Linked DNA regions of Homo sapiens: region 1 is linked to region 2. A link is an interaction called in ENCODE POLR2A ChIA-PET data of the cell type or tissue named here. Cell type or tissue: OCI-LY7. All regions are shown on one strand. Links, peaks and the distances in the headings refer to the core of each region. The heading gives the core; the rest is flanking DNA.

Evidence for each region. Peaks named below come from ENCODE experiments on the same cell type or tissue, not always from the same donor. Only the 100,000 strongest peaks of a DNase experiment are listed, where the experiment ranks them.
Region 1: POLR2A ChIA-PET joins it to region 2 with 13 read pairs; 2 of 35 experiments call an interaction of 5 or more read pairs at or near these places.

Annotation. Positions count from the first base shown.
Region 1 is chr1:200,142,747-200,155,394 of GRCh38, reverse strand. All of the region lies in intron 7 of NR5A2 (nuclear receptor subfamily 5 group A member 2), which reads right to left. It also overlaps the pseudogene LOC100420255. Among named protein-coding and RNA genes, the nearest start is that of NR5A2, 120 kb to the right of the region's middle. RefSeq lists an enhancer at 1,720-1,789 and a silencer at 8,994-9,053. In OCI-LY7, for the core only: no CTCF peak of the experiment used is centred there; no DNase peak of the experiment used is centred there; H3K4me3 peaks cover 176 bases; H3K27ac peaks cover 365 bases.
Region 2 is chr1:200,368,773-200,381,420 of GRCh38, reverse strand. It overlaps LINC00862 (long intergenic non-protein coding RNA 862), which reads left to right and starts at 7,629. Exons shown (of 5, transcript NR_040064.1): 1 at 7,629-7,774; 2 at 8,252-8,328; 3 at 10,256-10,375; 4 at 12,550-12,648. RefSeq lists enhancers at 600-649, 6,149-7,348, 8,745-9,275. In OCI-LY7, for the core only: CTCF peaks have their summits at 3,941 and 4,171; DNase peaks (open chromatin) are centred at 3,029, 3,950, 6,420 and 7,270; H3K4me3 peaks cover 4,020 bases; H3K27ac peaks cover 3,495 bases.

The DNA.
Region 1 (12,648 bases), core at 2,547-10,546, 230 kb after region 2:
AGTAAGATTTATAATTTATATAATTATAGAGTTGCTTCATTTTATCTCTATCTTTTGTGCTTCATTTTAAACTTAATGAATGTGCCATTTGGATGCAGAAAGGTTTTTTAAAGAAAAAATGCATAAATGTTAGATTGTGTGCACAGAACAACTGTTTATCTGATGTGATTATTATGGATTGCATGCCTGTATCAAAACATTTAATGCTATCTCAGGATTATCAATCTTAATCCCACTTCTGCATTGGTTGGTGGTGGAAGTGGGATAAGAGCCTAGTACTTACTCTCACTGTTCAGATGACCTTAAGAAGTCCACTGGATTCTAAAGTTTTGCCCTCACAAGCTGCACTTCCACCCTCCTGAAGCTTTATTGAATCTTAGTCCCGGAGTTGTAAACATAGATATTCCTAAATCTCAGTTCACAAAGGGGAACCACCCCTCCTTGGAGGCTGGAATGCGTAGAAACCTTGTTGGGTAGGTAAAATAAAAGCATCTTTTTAAGCTTCTGAGAGAGCTTCCAGCCACTAAGGCAGGTGCCAGAAGAGAAGACGTGGGTAGATAGCAGTCAACATGAACTGGACATTAGTGTGTGAACAAGCAGCTTACTGACTTGTCCATCATTATCTCTAGAAGACCCTTCCTAAATGTTCTGCTGAAACTCTCATAATGCCTTTCTTTTTAAAAATTTACTTATTTCTTTATTTTTAAAGATAGGGGTCTCACTATGTTGCCCAGGTCAGATTCAAACTCTTGGCCTTGTGTGTTCCTCCTGCCTCAGCCTCTGCAGTAGCTGGGGCTACAGGCATGTGCCACTGCATCTGGCTCTCCACAGCTCCTTTAATGACCAGTTTATCTACTTGCAAGTGGTGGACAGTGGTGGGGCCACCAGAGACCACCACCATCTCTCTGGTACTTGAGTATCACCCCATTGCTCTCTGGTGACTCATCAGGGCTGGTGATTATTGTTATCAACTGAACCCAATGCACAGCCACAGGTTCCCTCCCACACTGCAAGACTTTGCATGTTTTGGTCTAGAGGCAGTTAAGAGAGGATGTCAAGTGTGAGCCCAGCTATCAGTAAGTAGGAAGTCTAACACAGGAAATAACACCATCTGTGAGGCTGGCAATAGCACACTCCCACAAAAGTACTCTTAATCATGCTTACACACACACACAACTTCAGGACTGCTGAAACAACCCTGAAAGGTACATATATTGAGGAGCTGGAGGAAGCAAGAGCAGACAGGGAACCCCTGTGGAAGGAAAGATACTTCTGGAAATAATGTGGTGAAAGTGAAAAATATATTTGTAAAACAAAAATATCCAAAATTATTTTTCTTACCATAATTTGCATAAATAACACACCAATTTAAGAATGCAACTGAATCACAGAATAACATTTATGTCAGTGCAATTTTAGAATCCTCTTTTTGACATATGAACTAATTTTGTTCTTTTTTCTTAATTAGAAAATTCAAATCTTACATGATTAGGGAATGAAATAATTATAATCATAATTGTCTTTGCTTTCATCTGTGTTTGATTTTCTATCTACTTCTCTTTCCTTTTCTTTTCCCTCCATCCCTCTATCTCCCCCTCCATACCTTTCCTCCTTCCTTTTATTTTTTCTTACCTAAAGTAAGAAACAAAGTAAGTACTTGCTCATACATTATTGTCTCATTCTTAGTACATTTTCAATTCCTGCTTAAAATGCATTCTTTCACTATACCTGTTTTAAAAAATGTATTAAACAGCTACTAGATGTATAGATGTCTAACCAGCAACCTCTCTGGCAGGGAGCCGTAAGGTTGATGGCATAATTACTGTCATTCTGGATTTCCCCATCATTTTGACCCTATAGGGCTTGGAACAGCTGGGTTGGAAAGCCCCTACTGTGCATAATATCCTGTTCTGGGTTTTCTGCCAGAGCTCGTACCCTCTGTTGACTGCACATCACAGCAGTGCAGGGATGCTGCGACATTCTCAGAGCCAACATTCTCCTATGTGGCTCAGGGGAAGCACCAGCTTATTTGGTATTAGGGTTCAGTATGTCATGGAAGGATTTCTTTTTAACTATGTGAAAAAAGCATGTGGAAAGAATGTACTTTTAACAGGAGCATGAGTGCTACCTTGAGGAAAGTGTTAGCTGAATTCACAGAGAATCTGTAATCATCCAAATGCTATTCCACTCTACTTAGACTTCCATTTCTTGTAAGGACAACTACTCTAAAGTAGGCTTTAGATAAGTACTACTGCATATAAGTAACATGCAAAACACCAGCCAGGAAAGTAGCAAAAGGAATAAACGAAAGCAAGAGTGTAATTAAGATTGGCAATGCATGAATTATTTTCACTGTTTTAATTGTCAGGGACACTGGCAAATAGAAAGGCTAACCTTGCAGATGTCATTGCTACCTGGTTTGCTGGGGAAAAGAGGATCTTCCTCTTGGGCTGTGGTGCAGGAGAGAGCCTGTTGCCAGTTTCTCAGCATCCTCTGATGAAACCAGCAAAGACTAATTAATCTTTTCACAGTCCTTGCAGAGCATACCTTTTGGAGCATTAAACTCTCAATGTAGTGACCATAGCTGAATGGCAGTTCATTCTGTTGTTAGAATGTCAAAGGCAAATGCAAAATTCTCACATAATTTTTGGGTGCATAGAAAAACGAAATAGAAAAAAAATCCACAAAAGTTGGGAAAACTATGAAAAAAATGGGATATTTGAAAATTTTATCATTTAAATATTCCTCCCTTCCCCTAAAACAAAACAGATGCCCAAAAATCAAACCACTTGTTCAAATTCATCAGTATTTTAAAATGGTATTTTGGGGAAGTTAACCTGGTACTCAAGGTTTTAGTTTGTTTCCTGTTTGTTACTGTAATATTTCAAAACACATTTTTGTAGTTTCTTAACATTCTTATATGAACATAAAAATTATCAGGCACGTTTTTGCCTTCTTGCTAAATATATTATCTCTAAAGATAAAAAATAACTGGAGTTTGGACTTGGATCATAACAGTAACATATGGAAAACCTTTATGTAGATCATAACTATCAGAAAGTAATGAACTAATTACTTAAATATATAGATCTGAATACATTCATTGCACATGTTAAGATTGGGAATTCCATGGGATTTATGATTTGTACATGGTTCAGATTCAGGACTTGTTAGGATTTGCTTTGGAAATCTCTTTATGTTGCCCAAATTGATGCTGAAATGCTAGAGAACTTCTGAGGCCTTGAGAGTCCCCCACCCAGACTATCAGTTCATACATTCTCTTTTTCAGCAGTCTCAATTTACATGCACTAATTGGTAGCTAATGTGCTCCCAAAGGCAAATAAAGGTATTTGTTGCTTTAAAATCCTAAGTCTTTTTCTTTTTCCAACATGTGCTTGGAAAGAGAATAAAACTTTGCATATGTATGTCTGGGACTCCTGGATCTGATTAAGACCCTGGTAATATTACTCTGTATTCACACAGTTCTTAGGGTCCTCATTGCTTGGCTGGGTGTTGAGCGCATGACTATTGCAGCATGCACTTCAGCCAGTGGTGACTTTCTGCTTACGCAGTCAATCTAGTAAATACTAATTCAGTATTTCCTCCCACTATCCTGATGACCTTAAGAAGACAAATGCAAAAGAAAACCAGAAACAAAAACCACGTAGGAATCGCATTAAATACCTTTATATTCACTTTGGAAATGCTGTGCTCATTTTGAAACATGATAATGCCTCCTGTCCATTCCCTTTGAGAGATTTTATAGGGTCTCTGTGCTTCCATGTAGAATATGATACTATTTTATAATTTTTCTATAGTTGATTTTTCTAATGCAGTCTGGGAAAAAAACAGTTGAGTGTTGTACACCTTCCATGGTGAGCATCTAACAAGTTGTGCTCTTGCAGCGGGGGGCTCTTTACTTGATGTACACAGTAATGAAAGCTCGCTATTGATTTTTCTGTAGCTGCTTGTAACTATTATAGTTGATACATCAATAGAAAAGGAAAGCACAATGTTTCATGGGAGGCAGAAAATCAGAATACATGATGCTCTGACAGTAAATCATGGCATAATCTTAAGAATTGATAGATGGTTCCTGCTAACTTGAAACCCATGGCTTTCTCTAAAAAGACAGTCCTATAATCGCCCAATATGTCCTAACAGACTGACTGCCCAGAACGATGCTAAAAGACACAAGACAATGTTTCATCTTCTAAAGAAGGCTTTTTTTCCCCCTTCCAGTGGGATGAGTGAAAGACATTTCAGCTAGATGGTTTGCAGTCAAGGAGACCATTTTCCTCCCAGCCCCACCTTTCTAGAATTGAAATGCCTTACACTCCAAGAAAGCTCAGAGAGCAGGTCATTTCTGAGAACAGCAAACAACAGGGAGGAAAAACAAACAAATGAACCAACCAAAAAATCAACTACCTTCAATTCTTAACTCCCACGGGTCCTGGAATGAAACAGAGCACTCTTGTGGAACCTGGGCGTTGCTAGTGAAGAGGCGATTAGGCTGAAAGGACTTGCACTGCAGCGGTTTCTGACCTCTAAGAGTACCCAGAGTCCTATGACTCATGGGTGATGTTCTTCTTATGTGATTAGAGACATGGTTGGAAAATGCCTGGGGCATTAGGAAGGCCTGCATTCTGCCTTTCCAGAGCCTTTTTAGAAATCTTAAATCAATAGTGAAGACTTCTAAACTGGTGTGATATCTTATGATCTCTCTTCTCTCTCCCAACCCTCTACTCATCTTCACTGAATATTTTTTTTGACATTTAAATACACAGGGTTAACTCTAAAACAATTATACCTACACTGAACTTTCAGTGTTTAAGCCATTTTACAAGCATCTCGTAATTAGCCCATTAATTACTGGAGCTTTGAGCATTGTTTGAAGCTCTTCCCCATCAAATGTATGAATTATTTAACAAGAAGCTCTAATTCTAAGTGGTACTGATAATCATCCAGAGTCTTACTGTTGTAGCATAGAGGCATTAAATATAGATGATAGTTACTAGAGTTCAAGATTGTTTTTGTCTTTACACCATGTTGATGCTATAAAAACAAGTTAGTGATGGATAAACTGGTTTACCTATTAACTCCTTGAATGAATAGTACAATTTCATATTTCCTCCACTAAATGTCTACCAAGGATGACACAAGATGGTTTAGGTTCATAAGTTTTAATTTGATTTTGGTTTCCTTTTATGTGTCATTCTGGGGATTTCATGAATTGACATAACAAAACAAGAAGTATAGGAGAGAGTGCTCCTTCAAATTGCTCCACTTGGCTTCTAAGCAATTAATGTTTATCCATCCAACCAACCATCCATCCATCCATCCATCCATCCATTATATGCTGCTTGAACACCTATTGCAAAGCTTTGGAGTTATACGCTTTACATAAGTGATATAAACTCTGGAACGAATGACTTGGATATTATCATTACTGCATGGAGGTAACTACAAAATGCCATAGGGGATTCAAGCAAATATCTTCAAAGAAGCAACATTTAGTGAGACCCTAAATGATGAATAGTAGTTCATATGTAGAAATATTGGTGAAATCATTATAGGCACAGATACCTACTGTATGGTTAGTCTTGTGCTAAGTACAGTTGGGATATAAAAGCAATGCAGGATGAGTTCCCTGTTGATGAGGAGCCCACAATATGTGCACTCCCGGCATTGTGATGCACACACACTGCTGGCGTATGGTTTTCTGAGTGTGTGCTATTACCGCCTACAATTGGCCTCAGGTGCTACTGCTGACAGCTGTCAGGTTCCTTTGTGCATGGGCCTTTCCTTGGTCTCACCCCAATTTGCTGCGTGTTGAGGGGAATACGTGGATGTGACAACATAGCTGTGGGTTGCTTCCAAGTACTAGTGAGTCAGTGGCCAACAGACTAATATAATGGGTCACAATCAGAATAAAAAAGAGGCTGTTAGCCTCGGCAGCAGTCAAGTAATCCCAGGACCCATGAAGGGCAAGGCATAACTACACGGTAGCCAGTGCAGAAGATACACGGTGAATCAAAGCCAACTGTTGTGGGAAACACCTTTGGCCACGCATCAGTTATTGCGACCCACACTCATCAGCCATGGTCACTCTTTTGAATATGTGTGCCAGTAAACAGCACCAAGAAGTGCAAAGTAGACTCTGTCTAAAAGTGTACTGCGTGTGGCCGGGTGAGGTGGCTCATGCCTGTAATCCCAGCCTTTGGGGGGCCGAGGCAGATGGATCACCTGAGGTCAGGAGTTTGAGACCAGTCTGGCCAACATAGTGAAACCCTGTCTCTACTAAAAATACAAAAATTAGTTGGGCATGGTGGCAGGTGCCTGTAATCCCAGCTACTCGGGAGGTCGAGGCAGGAGAATTGTTTGAACCCAAGAGTTGTTGGTTGTTTTAAGTTGAGATTGTGCCACTGCACTCCAGCGTGGTGACAGAGCGAGACTTGGTTTCAAAGGAAAAAAAAAAAAAAAAAAAAGTACCGCATGCCAAAGACTGGGCTAGGAGTTGGAGACAAAAAGATGAAGAAGAAAAAACCTCCACCCTTATAAGGACAGGAAATGCTCATAGGATCCTTCACGTTTCCATTTGTCTGGAGTTCAATTTTTAAATCTCATTTGTGTAGATTATTTAGCTACTAAAATATATTAAAGAAAAGAGAAAATCATCCACATAGAAATGATTTTAGTGAATTTGAAGTTTACCAGGGAGATTTTTATTTAAAAGTTTTTTTCCCTCAAATTTGCGCTTCACTTAACTTCTTTATTTTTGACTAATTTTCCCCTACATATCCTTATGTATGTATCCTCTCTGGCCCCCTGGCCTGGGGAAAGCCTCCAGACTTACTGCAAGTCTTGTCTAGAGTCTGAGTTTGTGAGATTATTGGGGGGAGAGTGGGCGAGTTGCTGGCAGGTGACCCCCAGGAGGGGGCTGCCTGGGGCTGGTGTCTTCTCCCAGCTGCTGCTTCCAGTGGGCCTGGGCCCAGGATTGGACTCCTGCTGGCAGCCCGAGTGCCTCCCTGCTAGGCCATGCTGCAGTAGGCCCTAACTGCGTCTTTCTTGGCCTAAATGGCCAAGAAAAGCCTGTCCCCAAGAACAGGAGAGCCATGGCTGCCCTCCGAGGGAATGCTGTGGCCGGCTTCCTTTGGATGCTGCCGCTGTGGAGTCGGGGCGGCGGCTGATAGGCCCAACGGACAGGTTGCAGAAGCGTCCACTACAATCTGGTCTTCCTCTTGGACACCTCCTCCAGCGTGGGCAAGGAGGACTTTGAGAAGGTGCAGCAGTGGGTAGTCAACCTGGTGGATACCTTCGAGGCGGGCCCCGACTGCATGGGGACCGTGCGCTCCAGCGACCTGCCCAACGTGGCCTTCGAACTGGGCGTTTTCGGCTCGCGGGAGGAGGTCAAGGCGGCCGCCCGATGCATCGCCTACCACAGGGCAACACCAACACCGGCGAAGCGCTGCACCACATCACAGCCCGCAGCTTCTCCCCGCGCGCCGGCCACCGCTCCGGGGACTGCGCCTACAAGCAGGTGGCCATACTGCTCACCAATGGCTGCAGCCAGGACCTGGTGCTGGACGCCACGGCGGCTGCCCACCGTGCCGGCATCCGTGCCGGCATTCGCGCCGGCATCCGCGTCTTCACCGTGGACGTGGGAGAGGCGCTCAGGGAGGAGCTGGAGGAGATCGCCTCGGAGCCCAAGTCCACCCATGTCTTCCACGTGTCCGACTTCAACTCAATCGACAAGATCCAGGGCAAGCTGCGGCGCTGCCTGTGCGAAAATGTGCTCTGCCCTAGCGTTCGTGTAGAGGAGATCGCTTTAAGCACACCAATGGAGAAACCAAGGAAATCACAGAAACAGCAAAAGCAGCAGAAATTTTAAGGATGAAGAAACAGATCAAATTGTCCCTTGCCTCAAAGAGCTCTCCGTGTACTGGAGGAGGCAGCCCCATAAACAGATAAGCTGCCTGCATCTCGCCCAGACCCATACAGACTCCGAGAGGAACTAAGGTGGCCTGGGGGAGTCAGCAAACCTCCATGTAGGCCGAGCTTTGCTGGATGAGGAGAGGAGCGCACAGTAGGCGCCTGGCACAGCAGATGCAGCCAGCGAACCTGGGCCATTGCTAAGGTCTCCTGACACCACGTGGTGCAGCGGCCTCGCTGGCTTCAGCGAGGTGCCCCCCTCTATTTTTTGCGTGAAACAATTGCTTCTTTATCTCACAGTACCTTGCATCACAGCCCACTTTTTTCGGAAACATTTTTTATTTTCCTCACCAGCCCTTATTTATTTTGGGCAATTTATCTTTTCTTTTGGTGCCCTTTGCTGCCACCCAGTTAATTCCTTGTTGTTCCAAGTTTTGCTGTGTTCAACTCTTTTATTGGTTTCAGTGAATAAAAACAAAGTGGAACCAGAAAAAAAAAAAAGGATACAAGGATAAGGATACATACATAAGGATACATTTTCCGTTCTCTATCCTTATGTATCCTTACAAGGGAATATGAGTCATATTATGTAATTTTTTGATAAGTAAATTATTATGTAAATTTTTAATCAGTAAAAACTTATTTAGCCTTTGCAACTTTATAGCAGACAAATGTGTAATTTCCAAATAAATTTTTGAAAGTACTAAGAATATTTGGGGTAATTTGTTCATTAATTTTGACTTCCAGCCCCAGTTTGAGAACCATAGGTCTGAAAACCATGATTCCCAGAGAGCTAGAGAAAGGGCCTAACCTAGTAATTTGCTATTTAATAATTATTTGTGATTTAATTTTATTTAATGTTTAAAATGCACAAAGACCTTTTTTATTACTTGGAAAGATCTTAAATATGTCTTCAGTTGCTGTACAAAAGCTCCAGTACTTTCTAGGACAGAGATAAAGAATTCCAGGTGGTTTCCATGGTACCCACTGATGGCTATTTATACAGCCTGTTACAATCACAACTGTATCACATTAAAAAACCGACTATCCTGTGTTGGCCTCCACAGAAAATTTCTGACAGTAGTTACAGCTAAACAAGTAGAGCAACAGAATCCACTGAGTAGGGTTACAGAAAGTGAAACTATCATTATTTCTTCTTTATATTTGGAGTGCTGTAGACAGATCAGATTCACCTAGAATCTGAGGCCAATTGTAGCAGGTAGATGAATTTCTTTATCTACCAATGCAAAACTCACAGGTGAACTTCTGCAAGTGAATGGCAAATTAGAAACTCAAGAATCTCATGGTTGATATTTAGTAACCTTGTTAATATTTACTAATCTTGTTTCTTGTACTTAGTAGTCTTTAATATTTAGGAATCCTATAATTTTATTTCATTTACATTTTAATTTTTATTAAAGGGAAGAGATTATGAGGTATCTTCAATAAATTTTTGATAAGTAAAATTTTTGAAGAGTAAAATTGTATTTGGTAATGAATCTTTAGTAAAGCTTATATTCATTTATCTGGTGTACTTATATCTGTGTACAGTGTTCTCCTAATATATGAATTTTTCCTTATGTTCAGGCATAAACTGACTGCCCTTCTTGCAGTTACTTTCATTATTAGGGACATCAAAGTATCAAGGCACCTAGAAACCTGCAACATGATAGCCTATAGGTGTGGTGGCATGCACCTGTAGTCCCAGCTACTCAGGAGGCTGAGGCTGATTGCCTGAGCTCAGGGGTTCAAGGCTGCAGTGAGCTATGGCCATTGCCACTGCACTCCAGCCTGGACAACAGAGCAAGACCCTGCCTTTAAAAAATAATCAAACAAACCTGCAACATAAGAACCTAGTGTAACCCGACCTTCTAATTTTTTAGAAAGAAACTGGAATTCATATTTTATGTGGATTCTCTTGATTTTAAATGTTGAGTCACCTTTATAACACACACACACACACACACACACACACACACACACACACACACACAAATTCTATCAATGGCCTACCAGTTTCTGACATTTGCCTAGGTATATTTCACACAGGAATTGGTGAACCACCTGCTTCATACTCATCTGAGAAACTGGTAAAAAAAAAATTGCCATTACTCTGGAAATTCCAATTTGGTAGTTCTAAAAAAAATTTTTTTTTGAGACAGTCCTGCTCTGTCACCTAGGCTGGAGTGCAGTGTCTCAGTCTCAGCTCACTGCAACCTCCGCCTCCCGGGTTCAGGCGATTCTCCTGCCTCAGCCTCCTGAGTAGCTGGGACTACAGACACGTGACACCACGCCTGGCTAATTTTTGTATTTTTAGTAGAGATGGGGTTTCACCATATTGGTCAGGCTGGTCTTGAACTCCTGACCTTGTGATCCGCCTGCCTCAGCCTCCCAAAGTGCTGGGATTACAGGTGTGAGCCACTGCGCCCGCCCAGTTCTGAATATTTTTAAGCCACCTCCCTCAACCCCCAGATGATTCTGATGAGCAACGAGGTTTAAACAGTAGGAGTGCTAGAGCATCATATAAAGAGGTGGTTAAAATGCAGATTCCTGGGCCCCATCCTTAGCAATTCCTATTTAGTAGGTCTCAGAGAGGTCTTAGGAATCTGCTAGTTTCATAAGGACCTGGGTAAGACTTACTCACGCTCAATTTCCTTATCTGTAAAATGAGCAAATTTCACCTCATACCGTAATTGGTGAAGGAATTAAATGAGATAACGATGTATCTAAAAAGGCCTTGGACAGCATCTAGTACACAAGAGTTTCTTAATAAACAGTTAACATCTTCAGTATAAGACTATGTTAAGTGTTTGAGACTGGGTAAGATGTTTTAAAATGGTATTTTGATCATGGCAAATGTAATAAAAATTGGAAACAATGTAATGGGTTAATAGAAGAGGGAAATTCTTTCCCAAATGGCAGATTTGATAGGTCTTTCCATAGAGGAAGAGTTTGTCTGAGCTTGAAAGACTGGGGGTTGTTTTGAATGGCATTTCAAGAAGAGAGGCAGAACACAAACTAGCCCCAAAGTAGTAAGATATAGAATAGGCTCCAGGAAGATCAAATTGCTCAGTTTGTTGGGCAACAGTGTGCTGACATGGGCAAGGAGAATGGTGAGACACAAACTTGGAAAGGCAGACCGGAGACCCACGGCACAAGGCTTTAGGAGATCCTGGCCTTGAGTGTTGTTCTGTGTGTGTGTGTGTGTGTGTGTGTGTGTGTGTGTGTGAGAGAGAGAGAGAGAGAGAAACAGTGCTGGGATGATGGTGGCGGTGGTGGTTGGTGGTGATGGGAGGATTCAAACATTTCAGGCTCTTTGGAAACAGAAGAGTTATGCTGTGCTTCTTGTCAAAATATTGTGGTGAATTCTCATTTTGGTGCACTCTTCCTGTTACAAACATATCAATGACAGAAAAATACAAAGGGAGAGAAAAGGACATAGCTAGGCTCAAACAATGTCAACATCTCTGTCACAAACAGAGCAGAAATGCAGAGCAGTGGCCAGGATTTAAACGGTGAACAGTAGCCGGGCATGGTGGCTCATGCCTGTAATCCCAGCACTTTGGGAGGCCAAGGTGGGTGGAACATGAGGTCAGGAGTTTGAGACCAGCCTGACCAACATGGTGAAAACTGTCTCTACTAAAAATAAAAAAATTAGCTGGGCCTGGTGGCGCGCGCCTGTAATCCCAGCTACTCGGGAGGCTGAGACAGGAGAATCGCTTGAACTCGGGAGGCGGAGGTTGCAGGAGCCGAGATCGCACCACTGCACTCCAGCCTGGGCAACAGAGTGAGACTCCATCTCAAAAAAAAAAAAAAAAAAAAAATTATGAACAATAGCTGGAGTCCAGTGAACAGTAGCTGGAGTCCAGCTTCTGAAGGGTGTTGGGGCCTAAAGTGTGGCAACCATGCATGTGGCAACCAGAGCTAGGTCTTGCTTAAAGTAAAGCATGGCGCAGGGCTGGGGCAGGAGTTCCAAACTTCCACTCCTTTTGTAAAAGGAGGCTATTAGAAGGAATGAAAGAAGGGGGAAAAAAAAAACAAAACTAATCCTAATTTACTGCCCAAGCTATAGATTTGGTAAGCTGTGGAACTAGGCAAGGTAGCAGGGCAAAAATATATCCCCGGACTGGGAGTTAAAGCAGGGCCCCCACTGCCTCTGTGACTGGATCTAAAGTATCTTCAGTATGACCACAGTGCAGAAGCCTAAACACCATATAGGACTTGCCTCTGGACTCAGGATCTCATAGAGTCAGACAGAAGCTAATACAGAAATGCTAAATGCAGAGGAGTGAGCACAGTGTGTGTAGCAAAGAAAACACAAGACAGGAGAAAGAGACGGAAACAAGAGCAGCCACCAAAAGTCTTACTCAAAGTAAGTCTGCAACTAATAATGTGAAAAACCACACACACACACACATACACACACACTTTTTACATACAGCATATACAGCAAGATATATATTGCTAAGGAAAAAGTCAGCAAAAATAAAACATCAACTCACTCCAGAAGAAATTATTTCTATGGAAGAATCTGACAAAAACCTCAAAATCAGTTTGCTTGAGGTGTTTAAGAGAGAAATAGAGATATTATTCATCTAAAAAGAAAGATATCAGTGCCATAAGACAAGGCAAGAAGAAAAAAATCTTAATAAATAAATTGATTAATTAAAAAGGAAAAAATGAAAAAATTTAAAAGATACGTAATGAAACAATAGA
Region 2 (12,648 bases), core at 2,909-10,908:
AACTTTAAACATTGTGAGATAAATCATTTCCACAGTCTTGCTTAAGTGGCCATTTTAGTGTAGAGAAGCACATTTTCCGTTGAAAGCCAATGTGAATGTCTCCTTGACCCCGGGTCTCAACAATTTTTGAGCAACATAGGTATGATGGTTTAGAAAAAGCTTGATAGATTAAAAAAAAAGATTCTGTAAAATTAAAAATTTTTCCTTTGAAGAATTATTGATAAAAGCATGCATTTGAAACAATATAATTCATATATATCAGTAATAAAATGGGGTCTATTTGAGTTTACTAAGCATTAGCTTAGCAATAGCTACATTTCTCTAGACAGATTTCTGAGTTGCTATGAATATTTGATCTCAAGACAATGAAACCTGTAGAAATTAGTAGTTCCTTTTTCCTTTTCAATGCTCTGTATACCAAACAAAAACTGTCACCTTTCATGCATAAACATTAATGACCAGTATCTGTGAGCGCAAAGCCTGTATATTCAAGGTTAAAACTCATTCCCTGCACTATTTGGGGAGATGATTAACTCTTCTTGGTAGCAGACCAGAAGCAAGTGGGGCAGCCCCCACCTCTTCATCTTTCTGTGGAGATCTGTAGGGTTGTCTACAAAACAGCTGCTCCCCACATGTACTGGGTGTGAAAAAATCCATTTTTGAGAAACAAACATCAAAACAAAGGCCTCATAGCTGTGTATTTTTCTACCTTTGGGTCCAGGATCCAAAGTCCATATTGAAATGGCTTACTTGCCTTCCAGAGCACAAGGGTGGCTGCAGGAAGTAGACCCAGAGGTTTTCACAAACCAGGTCTTCCCTGGAAATAGTAGTAGAGGCTCGGGACCCAGATCCCCATGGAACCACCTGGCTGGTTTCTTTAGGGGAGGGCCTGAGCCAGGAGTTTTTCAGGGGCAGAGCCATGTGCCTTTCTGATCCGACTATATTCTGGGCTTAGGTGAATCTATGTTGACTTTGGAGTGGTCAGAGGGGTTGAAGCAAAACTGGCATGGATATTCTGCTGGTTGTCAAATGTTGGGCAAGTGTCCTGCTCATAATTTTTAAAGGACAAATATTTGAAATGAGCTAGCTATTTTAGATAATTTAAAAATTATTTATGTGCTGGTTTATTGTATAGAAAGGAATATGAAATATTGTACATAACTTAAAAAAAGATTAAAACAAGCCTGGCACAATGGCTGGCACCTGTAGTCCTAGCTACTGAGGAGGCTGAGGTGAGAGAATTGCTTGAGCCCAGGTGTTCGAGACTGCAATGAACTATAATTGCACCACTGCACTCCAGCCAGGGCAACAGAGTGAGACCCTTTCTCTCTCTACATATAAAACAGTAGATCAACATTACAAAATGTTAAAAAGAGAAAAAACACCCATAATACTGCTATTCCATTTTTCCTCTGTGCAAATATATTTGAACATGGTTATATTCATAATGCACATATATCATCTGTATTCTGCTTTTCAATTTAATATCATCCTCTATTTTCTGTATATTGTGACAGTCTTCATAATTTATTTTTAATGATAATATAGTATTTCATTAGAAACATGTACTATAGCTAACATTTTTCTGATTATTGGGCATTTAGGTTGATTCATATTTTGTAGTGAACATCTTTTCTTTTGGATCATTTCTTAGGATCAGTTTCCAGCAATAAGATTACTGTGTCAAAGGAAGTAGACATTTTTATGACTGATACATGCTTTGCAAAAGGTTTGGCCTTTTTCTTTGCACAACTTTAAAGGTGAATCATCAGCCATGAGCCAGTGCTTACATTTTTGGACAGTTAATTATTATTCCCATATTAGGCAGAGAGAGAAAAGCTCTGTGCACATCTGATTTTCTTCTTATTGCTTTCATTATATAGAGCTGACGTGTTGAGAAAAATGTCCTGGCTGTGAGACATTCCAGACAACAGAGCCATCACTTTGGAAAAGTTTGGACCAATCCCAATTTTGCAATCAGCTCCCAGAGTTTTTCATATTTCTTTTGGCAAAGATATCTGTCGCTGTGGTCAAATGCAGCTGAATGGTTAAAGTCACAGCGTGAGCTGATCAAGGTGCCTATTTTAGTATTAGGTTGGCAGTCTGTGGCCAGGTGTCTGGGTATTTTGAGAGAAGTAATTTTGTAAAGTAATTTGCAATTCTTAACTGTGAACAGTGCCAGAAGAGTTATATGCAGGTTTTCTGTGGAGATTCTCTCTCTCTTCCAGACCAATTGGAGGATAATCATTGGTTTCCGAAGAAAACACACTGGGCCGGGTGCAGTGGCTCATGCCTGTAATCCCAGCACTTTTGGGAGGCTGAGGCAGGCGGATCACCTGAGGTCGGGAGTTCAAGACCAGCCTGGGTAACATGGTGAAACCCTGTCTCTACTAAAATTACAAAAATTAGCCAGGTGTTGTGGCATCCACCTGTAATCCCAGCCACTCAGGAGGCTAAGGCAGGAGAATCGCTTGAACCCAGGAGGCGGAGCTTGCAGTGAGCTGAGACATGCCATTGCACTCCAGCCTGGGTGACAGAGCAAGACTCCATCTCAAAAAAAAAAAAAAAAAAAAAAAAAAAAAAAAAAAAAAAAAAAGAAAACACTGATTGCAGGGAAATTAGGACACCTTGGTCCTTGCTGAATGTGTCACAGTGTCTGTGCTTTGCAGCAAATTGCTTGACTTGAGTTTTTTCCTTCTAAGAAGCAAAGATATTGGAAACAGGAGTGCCAAAATCCCTAAAATTTTTTAGGTTCTTTGTCCGTTGGATGATTCTAATTGCATGCCCATTTTTGTAGCCAAGGATGTAATTTCCCTATTCATTGGGGCTTCTGTCAGGCAACAATGGAAAAGAATAGGATGTGAAGCACAAACCTATCTTTATAGTTTGTCATTTCTACCAGAAGATATCATGGCATATATAATTAAAACCAATGGCAAAAAATTATTTTGACTACCTGTGGCTTGAATGTACTTACTCTATCCCTGCTCCTCATGAATATGTTAAACATAGAAAAAAAAATAGCATTCACTCTTGCCCAGCAGGTTAAAAGGAAGTCAATCTATTCTGTGGAACTGGTCTTGAATTTACCGACCATTACTTTATTTGCTGACTGTAAAAATTCTAGCTTAAAAAATAGCACTCTCAGCAACATCATTTTCAAACATGAAGGCCAACAGTATTTTATTTAGCATAGCATTTTGAAAATCTAATGGCAATTTGGTAAGAAAAACTTAGGCCAGTTAGGGGAGGAGTAAAAATGAAAGTGGAAATAACATTCATTTTCTTTTTGTATTTTGTATTTTTATTTTTTTGAGGCAGTCTCATTCTGTTGCCCAAGCTGGAGTGCAGTGGCGCGATCTTGGCTCATGCAACCTCTGACTCCTGGGTTCAAATGATTCTCCTGCCTCAGCCTCCTGAGTAGCTGGGATTACAGGCGTATGCCACCATGCCCAGCTAAATTTTGTGTTTTTAGTAGAGATGGGGTTTCACCATATTGGCCAGGCTGGACTCAAACTCCTGACCTGAAGTGATCCACCTGCCTCAGCTTCCCAAAGTGCTGGGATTACCGGCTTGAGGCACTGCACCTGGCCATTTTCTATAAACTCTCTGAAATTAATTTTCATTTAGTCTGTTATAAAAGTAGTTATTCTCATTTTTCCCTATGAAGGCATAGAATCAGTAAAGAGATTTATAATGAAGCTATGTGGTCACTTCAATGCATATCTTTGTAGCTGCCTGTAGAAGAGTTTTCTATTGACTGTGGAAACCCCTTCATAAGAAACAGGGTGAGGGTCACTCTAGCTGAGCTTGAGTAGTTTACTTAACCTGTCTGTTTCCAAACTGGTAAAATGGATTGTGGTGAAGATTAGAGCTGATACAGTTTAAGCACCCAGCTGCCCTCTTGCAAGTGAGGATACTATACTTAGAGAGGAACCCAGTCCCAACCTCTCCCCAGGGAATAGCAGCAGGAGAGTGCTGGGTTGTAGACCAGTGTTGAGACTTGTAAATAGTCTTTGGCACCATAGGGCCATGTGTATTCACTCATCAAATTCAGCCGTGTGTGTGTGTGTGTGTGTGTGTGTGTGTGTGTGTGTGTGCGTGTTTGTGACCCTACTCTGAGCCAGGTACTGTTTCAGGTATTAGGGATACTGCTGTGAATAAAACAGAGATGCTGCCCCTGCTGATGGAGACAAGTAATAAGTAAAGAAACATAGATGGAGATCTGTGCTATAAAGAAAGAGCAGAGAGCAGGCATGTTGGCTCATGCCTATAATCCTAGCACTTTGGGAGCCCAAAGTGAGAGGATCACTTGAGCCTAGGAGTTCAAGACCAGCCTGGGCAACATGGTGAGACTACTTCTCTACTTAAAAACAACAACAACAAACAGAGTATGGAGATAGAGAGTGATCAAGTGGGAGGGAATTGTTTTGGATAGGACTTTCAGATCAAGTAAGGTCAGATCAGCCTCTCATCAGAAGACACTTGTAGCAGAGTGCTTACTAAGGAAGTGAAGGAGCTCTGAGTTTGTCATATGAATATTGGGAAAAAGAATGTTCCAGGCAGTGAAAACAGCATGAGCAAAGGCCCTGAGGCAATAGCATACTTGATGTGTTCCACTAAGGAGGGCAATGTTGTGCCTGGAGTGGAGTCAACAAGGAAGAGATTAAGCTAGAGGCTGAGGTCAGAGAGATGGGTGAGGTGGCCAGATCATATGAGGCCTTGTAAATCAAGATAAGGACTTTCTTTGGCTTTTGAGTAAAATGGGAAACTATAGAGATTTTTAAGCAGAGGAGTGACATCATCTGACTTCAAAGGAGTTTTTATAGTGTGTTGTGGGCTTTTATAGGCTCAGGCAAGAGGTGGATAGGGTGGATGGGGAATAGATCTTGTAGAGCTGAGTGTTCCAATATGGTGGCCTCTGGCCACAAGTGGCTACTTAAATGTAAATTAATTAAAATTTTAAAAATTAAAAATTCATTTTATCAATTGCACTAGCCACATTTCAAATGCACAGTAGCCACATGTAGCTAGTGGCTACTGTATTGGACAGTGAGATGTAGATCATTTCCATTGCCACAGAAAGTTCTACTGGACAGTGCTGGTAGGGTATTAAAGGTCTTTGTAGGGACTTCAGCTTTTACTCTGAGTAAATAGAAAGCCATTGGAGGGTTTTAAGCAGAGGAGGAACATGCTCTGACTTATGATTTCGAAAGATCACTGTTGAGAATAGACTGTAAGGGGGCAATGGTGAAAGTTGATAGACCATTAATAGTCTAGATGAGAGATGACCATGTCTTCGATGAGGGGGTAGGAGTGATGATGATGATAAATTATTGGATTTTGGATATATTTTGAAGGCAGAACCAATAGGCTTTTCTGATGAAAATGATGTGATATGAGAAAAAAATGACAAAAAGGTTGTGGGTGATGATGAGAGAAGAGAATACAAGGCCAAAGAGAAGGGATTTCCCTTGTTGTGGAGGAGTCTCACTCACCTTGAAGCAGGAGGGAAAGCAGGGATCTGGGTGGAAAAAGATCTAGAGAATCCTCATCTAAGCAGAAGATGAAGGAGTAAAGAGAGAAAGATGGGTGTATTGGAAGCTTGCGGGTGATGGAGAAAGTTTCAAATAATTCTTGGAAAATAAGTTGAAAAAAGAAACGTAACACAGTTGTTAGAGCAGGGCATGATTGCTTGTGCCTATAGTCCCAGCTACTTGGGATCCTGAGGCAGGAGGATCTCTTGAGCCCAGGAGATGGAGGCTGCGTTGAGCTGTGTTTATGCCACTGCACTCCAGCCTAAGCGACAGAGCAAGACTCCATTTCTTAAAAATAAAACAAAAATGTAGTTGTTAGTATTGAGGGCCCATAAGAAGTTGGTGATGATGAACCTATCTACGCTTTTGATCACCTCCAGCAGAGTTTGACTGTTGCGTGCAAGCAAAGAGAAAGGAGATGGCGGGGTTCAATGAGGGCTGTCGTTTTCCTAGATAGGTTTGTAGAAAAAACAGAGAGGAAGGGAGTTTAAGGGATTGGCAAAAAGGATATAGTAATAACAGACCATGGAATAAAAATTGAGTAAGAAGGAAAGTGAAAACAGCTGAAGGCTAATGAATTGGGAGAAAGCAGATGGATCAATAGACTGGAGGCCCCAATATTTCTAAGAGCAGTTGGAGTTGTTGTCATGCAAGTTGGAAGGAAAGATGCTTATCCAAAAGCTGAATGCCTGAATCAGTAATCTTGCGGCAGAGCTATTGTAGGTGATGACAAGGTCAGTCCTTTGAAGTCTATGCATATATATCTTCATTATAGGCTGACTTGCCAAGTCTTAGAATTTTTACAATATAACCTCACTGTGGATCTCATCTAAGCAGGTTTGGTAACCAAAAGCTCAAGAGCGTGAGATTGAGACCCCAGAGAGCTCATAGCCTGTCACAAACCAGCTGTGTAACCACGGACCTTGAGGAAATGAACCTTATGGTCCCTTCCGTCTCTAATCTGTGACTCCATAGCCCCATTATAATATAGCCTTTTCCCAAACACTGACCTTCAACATAGACCCTGGGGGATTTTTCTATTAAAAATTTGCAACTCTGCACATTTTTATCTGCTGATGCCTCTTGGAATATTAAATGCTTAGAAAGCTGTCGTCGGGATCACATTCTGGAATCTTGACCATGTAGTCATCTGAGTGGGTGTGACAGGAAGTATACACCAGCAGCATTTGTGTCTGAGTGTCCTTCAGACACTGGGATGGCTGCACCTTTACCCGTCCTCTCCAACTCTCTCCACCTAGAAAGTATTCTTTTCTCTTAATTTTGTTAGAGTTATATAGGAATGCTCCTTCAGCAGAAATGACAGAGGCTGTTGCTCTCAGAATCAAATGCAATAATGTGACCTGTAAATTCCTGTGAATATTTGGATATTTTAGCGATATTTGTTTATTCAGAAGAGATTCTGGATGCAGAACTCTCCTCCTCTCTGTTCTCTAACCCTGCTTTCCACCATCATTCTTCTCTCTCTAGGGCACAGAGAGAATTAAGAACAACCTAAGGTAAATTTTTAACAAGATGGTCTAGCTTGAGCTCTGTAGGCTTGACTGATGAAATAAGTAGTAGTTTTTTGCTAAAATAACCACATTGTTTGCAAAAGTTTTCTCCTTTGAGTTTTCTAGGGTCATTACAATGATCTAACTGCCTTACCTGCTTTTGAACTGGTTGAGCCTCTTGTGGGACCGAAAACAAAAGAAGGGTGTTGAAATGCAAATAGATAACTCTGGGTCCCAGTCCCTGACTGCAAAAGGAAGCCAAAACTGACAACAACGTCTCCTTCTCTACGGAGGTTTGTAGAAAGGCTGTACAAAAATCTCACAAGATGTATTTCTTCTCGTGGACTGGAGTCCCAAGGTAGGTAAGAAAAACAAAAACAAGATAAAAACAAACAAAGGATTCCGTACTTGGAATTTGCTCAGTACCAGTTGAATAGCTAATTGTTTCTTGTGTTCTTCCCCTCCCCCCTTTTTTTCTGCCTGAATAGATAATCCTTACAAAACATCTATTCATTCTACAAGTGAAAATTTCAAGAATATTCTATACTGACCTTGGCAAGAGTAATGGACCGAGATTGAGTGATGAATTTGTGTGTGTTGTGGCTGATGTGCATTTTGGTGCTTTGTATGCAAGTTTAAGAATATCTTAGCAATAGGAAAGGAAGATTTATGGCAGTTTAATTAATGAATATAATGAAGGCTAAAACTTGTAGATAAATTTATAAGGTACACAATTATTTTTATAGCTTATTTTTAGCACAAAGGTGATTGTATTTTGTTGCTTTAAGAAAGGACCTCTTGATAATACTGGCGTGTTTTATATTTCAATGTGACCAGTTTAACTGATATGCAAACAATTATTTTTTAAGGGAAATAAAATGAGGCAGTAGTACAACTTAGCGAAGAGGACACTGTGGCAGATTCTAACGACTAGATTAAATTTGAGCTCTTATTTGGCTTTTACTACCAACTGACTGCATAACTTTGGGTCAGTTATTTGGCTCTTTTTTTTTTTTAATTTACAAAATTAGAATGAGAACTACAGATAGTGAAAATATTTGGAAAAGCTTTTTGAAGTCCCACGTGAAAGGCATCAGAAAAAAGAGTTGGGTGATTTTTTTTAATGGGAAATAATCTGATATTGTCAGTAAACCTAAATTTTTTGTATATTAATTTATTTTTTAAGCTGTTATTTAATTTCAGGTGCTTAAGAGCTCTTCAATTTGTTAATGGAAAGAAACACCATTTACACCGGATGGCTACAAAGCAACCTTATTCTGGTAAAATAATCTCTTAAATCCTTATATACACAGTCACTAACTGTTGGCTTTATAAGGTCAGTAGTAGCAAAACAGCCCTGTGGCAGTTAGAAGCTCAGCATGTCCAAGATAGCACTAACGGGGAACAAACACAAAAAACAGCAAACAGTTTAAACAGTACCATTTGATTTGAATTTAACCCAATCTTAAACAGAGGACTCTAAAAAAACAATTACCAGCAAAGTTACATTAATTAGGGAGATCATTAGGTTGTATCAATGCAGTTTAGCTATGCCTTTTAAAAAGTGAAGATGGACTAGAAGCGGTGGCTCATACCTGTAATTTCAGCACTTTGGGAGGCCAAGGTGGGAGGATCCCTTGAACTCAGGACTTTGAGACCAACTTGGGCAACAAAGTGAGACCATCATGTCTACAAAATTTTAAAAATTAGCTGGGTGTGGTGGGGTATGCCTGTGGTCCCAACTATTTGGAAGGCTGAAGCAGGAGGATCGCTTGAGCCCAGGAGGTCAAGGCTGCAGTAAGCCATGATTGTGCTACTGCACTCCAACCTGGGCAACTGAGTGAGACCCTGTCTCAAAAAAAAGAAAAAGATTGAACTTGCAGGCCAACATTTATTTCTGACTATTGACTACTTTTGAAAGAGAAAGCTTTGGACACTAACATTCTAGTCTCAGAGGCCTCAAAGAAGCACAGCCCTGTAAAGAAGAAAATTCTGCTGGGATTAGCAAGAGCCTCAAGGTTTTGGGAACTTGGAATGCCAGGCTCAGTGTTCCGAGTTCCAATGTTGACTCTGCCTGTGAGTCACCCTGAACTAGTCACTCAGTCTCTTGTGTTTCCCCCTTTAGAGAAGAGCTAAGACTATTGACTTTTCAGGAGTTGCAAAACATGTTACAAAAGGATAGGAAAGTACTATGCAAACATGTAAATATCATGAAATATTGGGGGGGTACATTTTAATAAAGATAAGCTGCATTCTTCTGATAATTGGAAGTTGATAATCTTTATGTAAAGACAGGGAGATTGATTTCAAAATAGAGGTTAATGCTTGAAATTTTAATTCGAACAGTGTAAATTTGGATCATTGTTTGCTCTGTTAGTCGATGTTGCTTACTGAAAGGAAACTCTTAACAAGTTGTCTTACTAGAATGGCTTATTTTCAGAGTCAGACCCCCAGGCTTTCTAGAAATGTGTATTAAAATTTAGTAACCTCACTTTCAATTGTTGAGTATAGGACACTGTGGTTGGGTTTCTATATATGTTGTAAACAAGCCAAATACACAAAGTGAACTCTCTATGGACCTTAAAAAAGTCTTAAAAATTTTTTTTTGAGGATATTGAATGAGGCACCTATTTTATTCCTTACTTTTGCAGGATAGCTTGTCAGTGCCAGCTTGGGTTTTTGAATTCTGACTTTTTGCTGGCCATGATTTGGCTGTCTCATTAATAAGACAAACCTTTCTAAAGTGGAGCTCATTGTTTTTTAGTTCTTTTAATGGTGTGGCTAGCCTCTCATTGTTAAAGAAAAGAAAGAATATAATTTTTATTCTTCGTTCTTTCTGGCAACTTTATACCCTCTACTAACCCACCCAGTCCTGAAATCCTGTTAGTTTTTCCATCTGTGACTAGCATCTCTCTTCTGATTCCCAGTAAACGCTACTATATTCCCATCATTCAAAATTAACAACTGTTATTATTTTTGTCATATCTTCTTCAATTTTTTTAAAGAAATAAAACAAAACATTGATGATAAAATCAAGTTGCCTTTGAATATTAATTCCAAGTCCATTTCCTCCTTCTGTCCTCACTTCCCAGAGCCCATGTTCAGTTTGTATACTTTTTAATATTTTATATATATTTGTATGTACCCATAGTTAATATGTAGTATTGTTTTATGGATTTAAATATACATAAATGTTTTCTTTTTTAGAGAGAGAGGATCTCATTCTGTCACCCAGGCTGGAGTGCATGATCATAGCTCACTGCAGCCTCGACCTCCTGGGCTCAAGTGATCCTCCTGCTCCAGCCTCTCAAGTAGCTAGGACTACAGGTTTGTGCCACTATGCTTGGCTAATTTTTTTTTTTTTTTTGTAGAGATGGGATCTTACAATGTTGCCTGGTCTCAAACTCCTGGCCTCAAGAGATCCTCCCGCCTCTGCTTCCCAAAATGCTAGGATTACAAGTATGAACCACCATGCCCAGCCAACTGTTATATGATTTGTTTACTTTCTCTGAGCATTGTTTTTAAGGTCTAGCCATGTTTTTGTACAGACACACACACACGTGCACACACACACACACCCATCTATATATATATATTCATTATTTTTAATTGCTGTCTAGCATTTCTTTTCTTTCTTTTTCTTTTTTTTTTTTTTGAGAAAGACTCTCGCTCTGTCACCCAGACTGGAGTGCAGTGGCACGATCTCAGCTCACTGCAACCTCTGCCTCCCGGGTTCAAGCAATTCTTCTGCCTCAGCCTCCCAAGTAGCTGGGACTACAGGCGCCTGCCACCAAGCCCGGCTAATTTTTGTATTTTTAGTAGAGACGGGGTTTCAACATATTGGCCAGTCTGGTCTCAAACTCCCGACCTCAGGTGATCTGCCCGCCTTGGCCTCCCAAAGTGCTGGGATTATAGGCATGAGCCACCACACCCGGCTATTTGCTGTCTAGCATTTCATGGCATAAATAATACCACATTTTATCAGTCCATTTATTAGTGAATATATGATTGTTTATATTTTTTTCACTAATATATAGGCAATAGTTTCTTAGTCTTGATTCCTAGATGCAGGATTGCTACATTTTGAATATGCACAATTTAACTTTTAAGAGATATTACCAAATTGATTTTCAACTGTTGGAAAACTGTTTCCCCAGATACTTTCCAACACTTGTCAGACTTCTTAATCTTTGCCAATTTTAGGGGTAACAAATGGTTTTCCCTGGGCTTTCTAGCTTTATTTCAGTTCATCCTATTCATAGTTGCTGGCCTAATCCTTTCTAAGGACAGCACTGCTCAGGGCCTTGCCTGGTCAAACACTCTCAGAAGCTCTGCACTATCTACTCAGTCCAAACTGCCCCAAGTCCTCTGCAAGCAACCTGTCCCACCTCATCTATCCATGCCCAGCTGGACCAGAACGTGCAACTTACCACTTTCTCAAACTCAGCTTTTACTTTTCTGCCTCTGCAACTTGATCATGCTCTTCTGCATTCCTGTATTGATTCAACAAATATTTATTGAGCTCTTTACTTCCTGCCAGGTGCTGGGAATATAAGGGTGAAAAAGAAAGACCATATCTAGGCATTTATGGGACTTAACAATTTTTAGCAGAGGATGGGGATGGGCAGAAAATAATCCAGTAAAAAAATTGAGCACGATAATTTTCCATAGTACTTTATAAGTACTATAAAGAAAGTAAAATAGAATGTTAATGAGTTTGTGTGGAGGAGTGACGGGGGTGGATGTGGGGCATGTCCAGGTGGGAACTTTAGAGGGGCAGGTGCTCAGCGAAGGCTTTACAGAGAAGGTTATATTCCCCTTGAGACCAGCAGTGTGAAGCTCATTCACAGACCAGAAGTATTTCTGATCCTGAGCAAGTGCAGATCCCTGCATGTAGGGGTGGCCTCAGAGGATCCTGAGAGGAGCAGAGCTGCCCTTGTGGCTGGCAGTTGGGGCTAGGAGAGTGGTGGATGCTGTAGGAGACAAAGGCAGGCAAAGCCATGCCTCTCAGGGCCTTGTGGATGCTCTCTACCAAAGCCACTGCAGGAAACCGTAGTTTGCCCTTTAAAGCCCTGTAAAGCCGTGATCAAATCCTCTCTTCATAATCATTCCTGATCCAGCTGGCTGGGCGCGCTCTTTCTGGACCACCATTGCACAGTAGTGGTGCCTCTTAAGGCATTTAACATAGCACTTTGGGATCATGATGTCTGTCCTTCCCATGAGCTATTAGAATTTGTTTTCATGTTGCTGTTTTGTTTCTACCTCACAAGGGACAATACTTTATTGTCTGGAAAGAGGAAAGTAGAGGAGGAAAAGGTAGAACACAGAAGAAGCCTGTCATTTTTTATTGAGTCTGGAATGAACTGAGTTTCAGTGAAATAAGCTTTCCTGTTGTATATTTGAGCTGATTTTCACAATGGCAAATATGACAAATTTAATTTTCCTTAAAAATTGATAAGACCAGTTGGAGTTCTAAAAGTGATTTTTTCTACCCCTTGAAGATCTTTTCTCAGAATAGCAGTCTGTAGGCTGTCACCTAAAGTGTCCTGTTTTCAGTGCTGCACCTGCTCTGAGCTTCATCTTTTTACGAAGACGTCATG